Regions from separate parts of the Homo sapiens genome. Here region 1 is linked to region 2. Evidence: chromatin loops called from intact Hi-C (ENCODE). Cell type or tissue: Caco-2. All regions are shown on one strand.

Region 1 (2,500 bases), 62 kb before region 2:
ACCTCCCTCCACACCCCCTCTTCTCAGAGAAAGAGACACACACAGACAGACCGCCAACGCTCACTGTAAACTCCCAACAGCCTGGGGGAGGCTGTCTGACACGGGTTTTCATTCAGCAACTGTGGTCTCACTACTCAACTATGGCTTATTGTGTTCCTTCTCCTTCCCCCTCAAGTCCTTTCTTGAACACAGGCTGCAGTTCCTCACCCCACTCTACCCCAGGAGCTAGAAACCAGCCCAAACAGCAGCCTCTCACTTGGCATGAAAATAACCCATAAGCACTGTGTGCCGCCATCCCCACCTCCCCATGCCTGTTCCCCAAATCGGAGTATTGCCCCGAACCTGGCACAAGTCCTTTTCTGTTGTATGACCCTGGACCAGTCTCTTCTAACCAGTGCCTTTGGTGAGCCCTCTTCTAGCCTATCTGCTCCTCCTAGCTTAACAAGCAGCTACTTCTCTCATTACATAATGATATTTTTTACTGGAGATCTGAGCACATCCAAGACTAGCAGGAGGTAAAAGAAGAGGACAAGAAGGGAAGTCACAGGAAGAAACAAAATTACTACTTACAGGAAGCAGCTTCCCTTCCTCACACAGCAAAGCCACCACTGCAGCATTTTTGCCCAGCACAGACAGAGCCAAAGACAGAGCCAAAGACATGGTTGCTGTGTGGCAATGACTGCATCCCCAGTGCTGATGCCCTTCAAAACAGCAATACCAAAGGCCCAGCCAACACCCAGGTGTTTGAATGAACTAAAGACCCCATCACCATCTCTTCCCCTACGTGCGACTATCATAGACACTGTCTCCTAGTCCAGGGAAGAAAACTGAACAGTCAAGTTTCTGCATCTGCTTGCCAGGTGTTTCCATTTTTCCTCATTTTTCTGCTACCATGGCAACCAAATACAACAGGCAAAGCTAGCCCAAGACTGCCAGCATCTAGAGACAAGGTGCTGGCTATGTCAGCTGCAGACAGCAAAGCATCAGCCTCACAGCCCAGGGCTCAGCAGATGAGCAACAGGACAGACTCCTGTGGGAGTTTAGGAGCAACTCCCCTCTCCAGTGCTCTAAATCTCACGCCAGCTTTACCAACTTGTAGCTGCAGAAGGAATAGGAGACAGCCATCTCCTAGCAGCAAGTGATACCCCGCCCCCGAACCCATAATCAGCACATGCCATAGATGAGTCTCACCCTGCAACCTGCAAAATGAACCGCCTTTAGCAAAGAGGTCAAAGATCTGGAAGATAATTCTTACCTTTGGAAAGACAGTATCTTCTTTAAGTGCTATCCTCCAAACACCGCTCACAACATTCCAGGAAATTCCAACTTGTGTTTCTTTTCCAAATAATCCAATGAGAAAACTGAAGGCTGCTCAGACCCCAATGGAAACAACAAGCTAAACTCACTGGGATGCTGGGAAAGGCAGGTCAAGCAAGGGCACCCTCCAGGTTTGGAGCCTCCAAAGTGATCTTGCATGCCTTGCAGCTGGCGTCTCAGCACACAAGCGGGCCCCTGAACTTCCTAAGCGCATACTGTCTTCTCTCAACCTTAGGCCCCACCTCAACATCAAATGCTTGGCAGAGCCTGGGGATCGGTGTACACAGCCTGCTGTCAGTCAAATGCTAGCGTCACTGCTCGGGAACGCTTCTCTCCTCTTCCCCGAGAGCTGCAGAGGCATTCGTCAGTGGCTCCCTGGGCAGCCCAGCACTGAGGAGAAAACACTCCTGTACACGGGCACCAAACATCAAAACCACAGTCCTGGAAGTTCTGTGTCAAGGACTACCCCTTTAGGAGGGGCCCTGCATGTGGCTCTTTTAGCCAGAAAGGGTCTGGCTTCAAGCTCACAATTCAAGAAAGTCACTGAGAATCAGGAAAGAGGCTTAGAAGGGAGCAAAATGATCCAATAACTGGAAATTAGGCCCCAAGATAAAAGGTTTGAGAACATTTTCTGGAGAAAAGACTACTGAGGAGGCTTGGCATCTTTCAAACAAGTGCAAAGTTATTACAGATGAAATTTCATTGCTACAAATACAATTACAATCTCTCTGCAGCAGTAGCCTACTCACTCAGCGCACTGAGTATGGACAAGGAAGAAGATTGTCCCCAGAAGACCTCTGAAATGAGAAGCAGTATAGCATAGTGTTTAGAAGCATGGCATCTAGGACCAGACTATCTGGATTCAAATCCTGACTCCACCACTTACTCTCTGTGTGACCTTTGGCAAGACTCTTAACCTCTCTGTGCCTTAGTATTCATGATAATAATGGTATCTTCCTCACAGGATTGCTGTGAAAATTAAATATATGTAAAGCACTTAGAAAAGTACCTGCTAATAGTAAGGGTGCTAAGTGTTAGCTATAAAAATAATAATAATACTAGCAATACTATTAATATTATTTATTTTAAAAGCTCCCAACTCTTATTCTAGGAGGTAAAATACTTCATTTAATGTTAAAGAGGAAATTCTAGATCTTGAAACAAGGGATGCTATAAACTGTCT
Region 2 (2,500 bases):
GGAGAGCAGAGCAGAGAGGCAGGCGAACTCAGCAAACCAAGTCACTGAGAAAGGGGATAGAAAATTGGGAGGAGGGGGAGGGAGCACAGCAGCCTGTCTGGAAGCACCTCTCTGATACACAGCCCACACCCAGTGCTAAAATCTGCCTTCCTGCGCTCCTTGCCTGCAGTAAGCCCACCCTATTCCCCACACTTCTTGCCTTTGCCCCTCCCCGCCTTACATAAACTCAGCCGCCTCTTGCACTCCCCAGAATGTCAACTTCCAAGACATGCTCATCTTCCTCATCGCACTTACTCTACAGTCCAGTCCTTCCACCCTTCCGTTAACAGGACTGAAAACTCTATCCTAAGCCAGCACATAGCTTCCCAGGTCTCTAAGGCACAATGCTACCAGGAAGGCTGAGTTTCACAACTATTCTAAGGCCCTGGCTGGGGTAAAAAATCTCCTCAGGTCTGTCTCTAACCAACCCCCGTCCCTCCCACCTCCCCAGAGCCCAGCCTGGTCCACAGCCCTCCATTTAAGGCTGGGCCCTTCCACTCCCACTCATTAGGGCCCCACCCAGAAATACCCCAGCACACAAACAGGACACCTTGTACAACTATCAGTCTTAGACCCACCCTCTCTCTGATAAGGACAGGAGGGAAACTGAAACTGCCTGAGGGAGGAGCCTCACTCCACCTTCTCTATTTCCCACCTGGACCTTTCTGCTCCCCTCCTACTGAGGGGCCTGGGAGAGACAAGTCAGGTGACACCTGACAGACACCTCTTCCTCTGCCCACAGCCCCCAGGCCTGAAAATACACCCGAGGGCACTGGCGGAGCACGCAAGGAGGTTTTCAGGCACCATGGCTGGGACAGGGCAACATTTTTCTATTTTTCAGAATGTTTCAGACTCTACCTGCTGAGAGGACTCAGGTCTCCTACACCTGGTCTGGAAGCTGCCTTGAGGAAGGGGATGGGAGTGAGATGCATTTAGGAAGGCAAAGGAGGAGGGGTACAGACGGGTTCTAAAGTAGATTAAAAACTGAGGGATGCACCCTTTCTGCCCTCTGGGAGGAGATGGGGCTGTCCCACCGACAACGAAAGGGGAACCCTTCGGGGGCAGTGCTGGTGCCTTGGGGGAATGCCCTTATCCTTCTAGGGAAATAGACTGCAACACCTTGGGCTTAAACCTTGCCTTGCCAAAGCCAAAAAAGAAAGGGGGAGGCCTGCAACCCACCAATCTCATTTTCAGATTTCCTCTCTCCAGCTTAGACACATTAATAATTAACTTGCCTACCTAGGAGCTTGCCGGCGTTGCCATAAAAGATGAGTAATGGCACCGGAGTCCCAGCCCTATGCCCGCGGGCTTCAGGGCTCGGGGCTGGGACGGGCGCCTGGAACAAAGCCTCTGCATTCCTCCGGGAAGGTGTGTCTGAAACCAGAGCTGTCACAGGCGAGAAGCTGACCCCTTACCTCCTCCGTAGCCGGCTCCTGGCAAGTGTGGGTGTAGAGGAAGGGCAGGCGCCCCTGCACACTTGGCGGAACGCTTGGCGGGGTCGCCTTTGCCCACCTCCCGGTCCCCACCCTCTCCACTGCTGGCCAGTTGCTGTCCCCGCAGCCCGCACGCCTGCGGGGCCGTGGGGTCCCCAACCACAGCCGATTTTGGGAAGCGGCGCTCTCTGCTGCTGAGGTAATCCTGTTAACAAGAACGCAGTCTGTACTTGGAGACCCGATTTTTAAAAACAACAACGGCTCCCTTGGCGTCCTTCCCGAGGAGTAACCCAAAGCCGGGCGCCGGCTCAATGAATTCTCTTGCAGAAACTCCAGCGGCCAGCTACGGCTCCCTCGCTCATGGCTGGCCGGGGACTAGCCGGCTCCAGTCACGCCCGCGCCCAGACACAAAGCACCCCCAAAAGGAGCCCGTGCACCCTGCGCCCTGTCGGCTCGACAACCCGCAGACCCCCCGAAAGTTACAGCGCGCACACACACCTGCAGGCCCCCCTTGGTCGCTCCTGCCAGACCCCCAGCGTGGCGGGGCACGCGTCCCAGGGAGGACAGCTCCGCGGCTCCATGCGACTGCTTCGCGAGCCCGGGCGGGCCACCGGTCAGCGGCGCTGGGCTACGGAGCGCGCCGGGGCCTCAGCTCGCCCGCGGCGCATCGCGCGCCCTCCTCCTCCTCGCCGGGGCCTTTCCGAGGAGCCCACACCCACTTGACATCAGCACCGATCAAAGCACGTGGCGCAGCGCCAGACAGCGGACCCCAGCGGTCCAGAGCGCGCCCCAGGTGCTGCCGTTCGGCCAGGACGGCGCGTCCGAGCCCAGCACATTCCTTTCCTCGTAGAGGATGCTGCAAGTGGGAGGGGTAGAGAGGCTGAGGAGGGGGAGGGAAAAGGGCGGAGGGGCAGGACCTGCGGCCTCAGAACTGCGCTGTTCTGGCGTCTAGCCAGACACCAGCAGACCTGTCATCCGTTGCCGCAAGTGCCCATCGGCTGGGAAGACCAGGCTGCAGGAGACCCGGG

The links. A loop is a pair of places that touch in the nucleus more often than their neighbours do. Peaks named below come from ENCODE experiments on the same cell type or tissue, not always from the same donor. Only the 100,000 strongest peaks of a DNase experiment are listed, where the experiment ranks them.
Region 1: it touches region 2 in a loop (3-fold over the local background); 3 of 110 quality-filtered maps call a loop at or near these places.

The regions. Positions count from the first base shown.
Region 1 is chr11:16,861,989-16,864,488 of GRCh38, forward strand. The region is part of intron 4 of PLEKHA7 (pleckstrin homology domain containing A7); the gene reads right to left. Among named protein-coding and RNA genes, the nearest start is that of SNORD147, 63 kb to the right of the region's middle. In Caco-2, no CTCF peak of the experiment used is centred here; DNase peaks (open chromatin) are centred at 1,087 and 1,553.
Region 2 is chr11:16,923,556-16,926,055 of GRCh38, forward strand. All of the region lies in intron 3 of PLEKHA7 (pleckstrin homology domain containing A7), which reads right to left. SNORD147 (small nucleolar RNA, C/D box 147) reads right to left here and starts at 2,467; the gene lies at 2,383-2,467. RefSeq lists an enhancer at 1,111-1,722. In Caco-2, no CTCF peak of the experiment used is centred here; DNase peaks (open chromatin) are centred at 606, 1,376 and 2,316; H3K4me3 peaks cover 1,672 bases.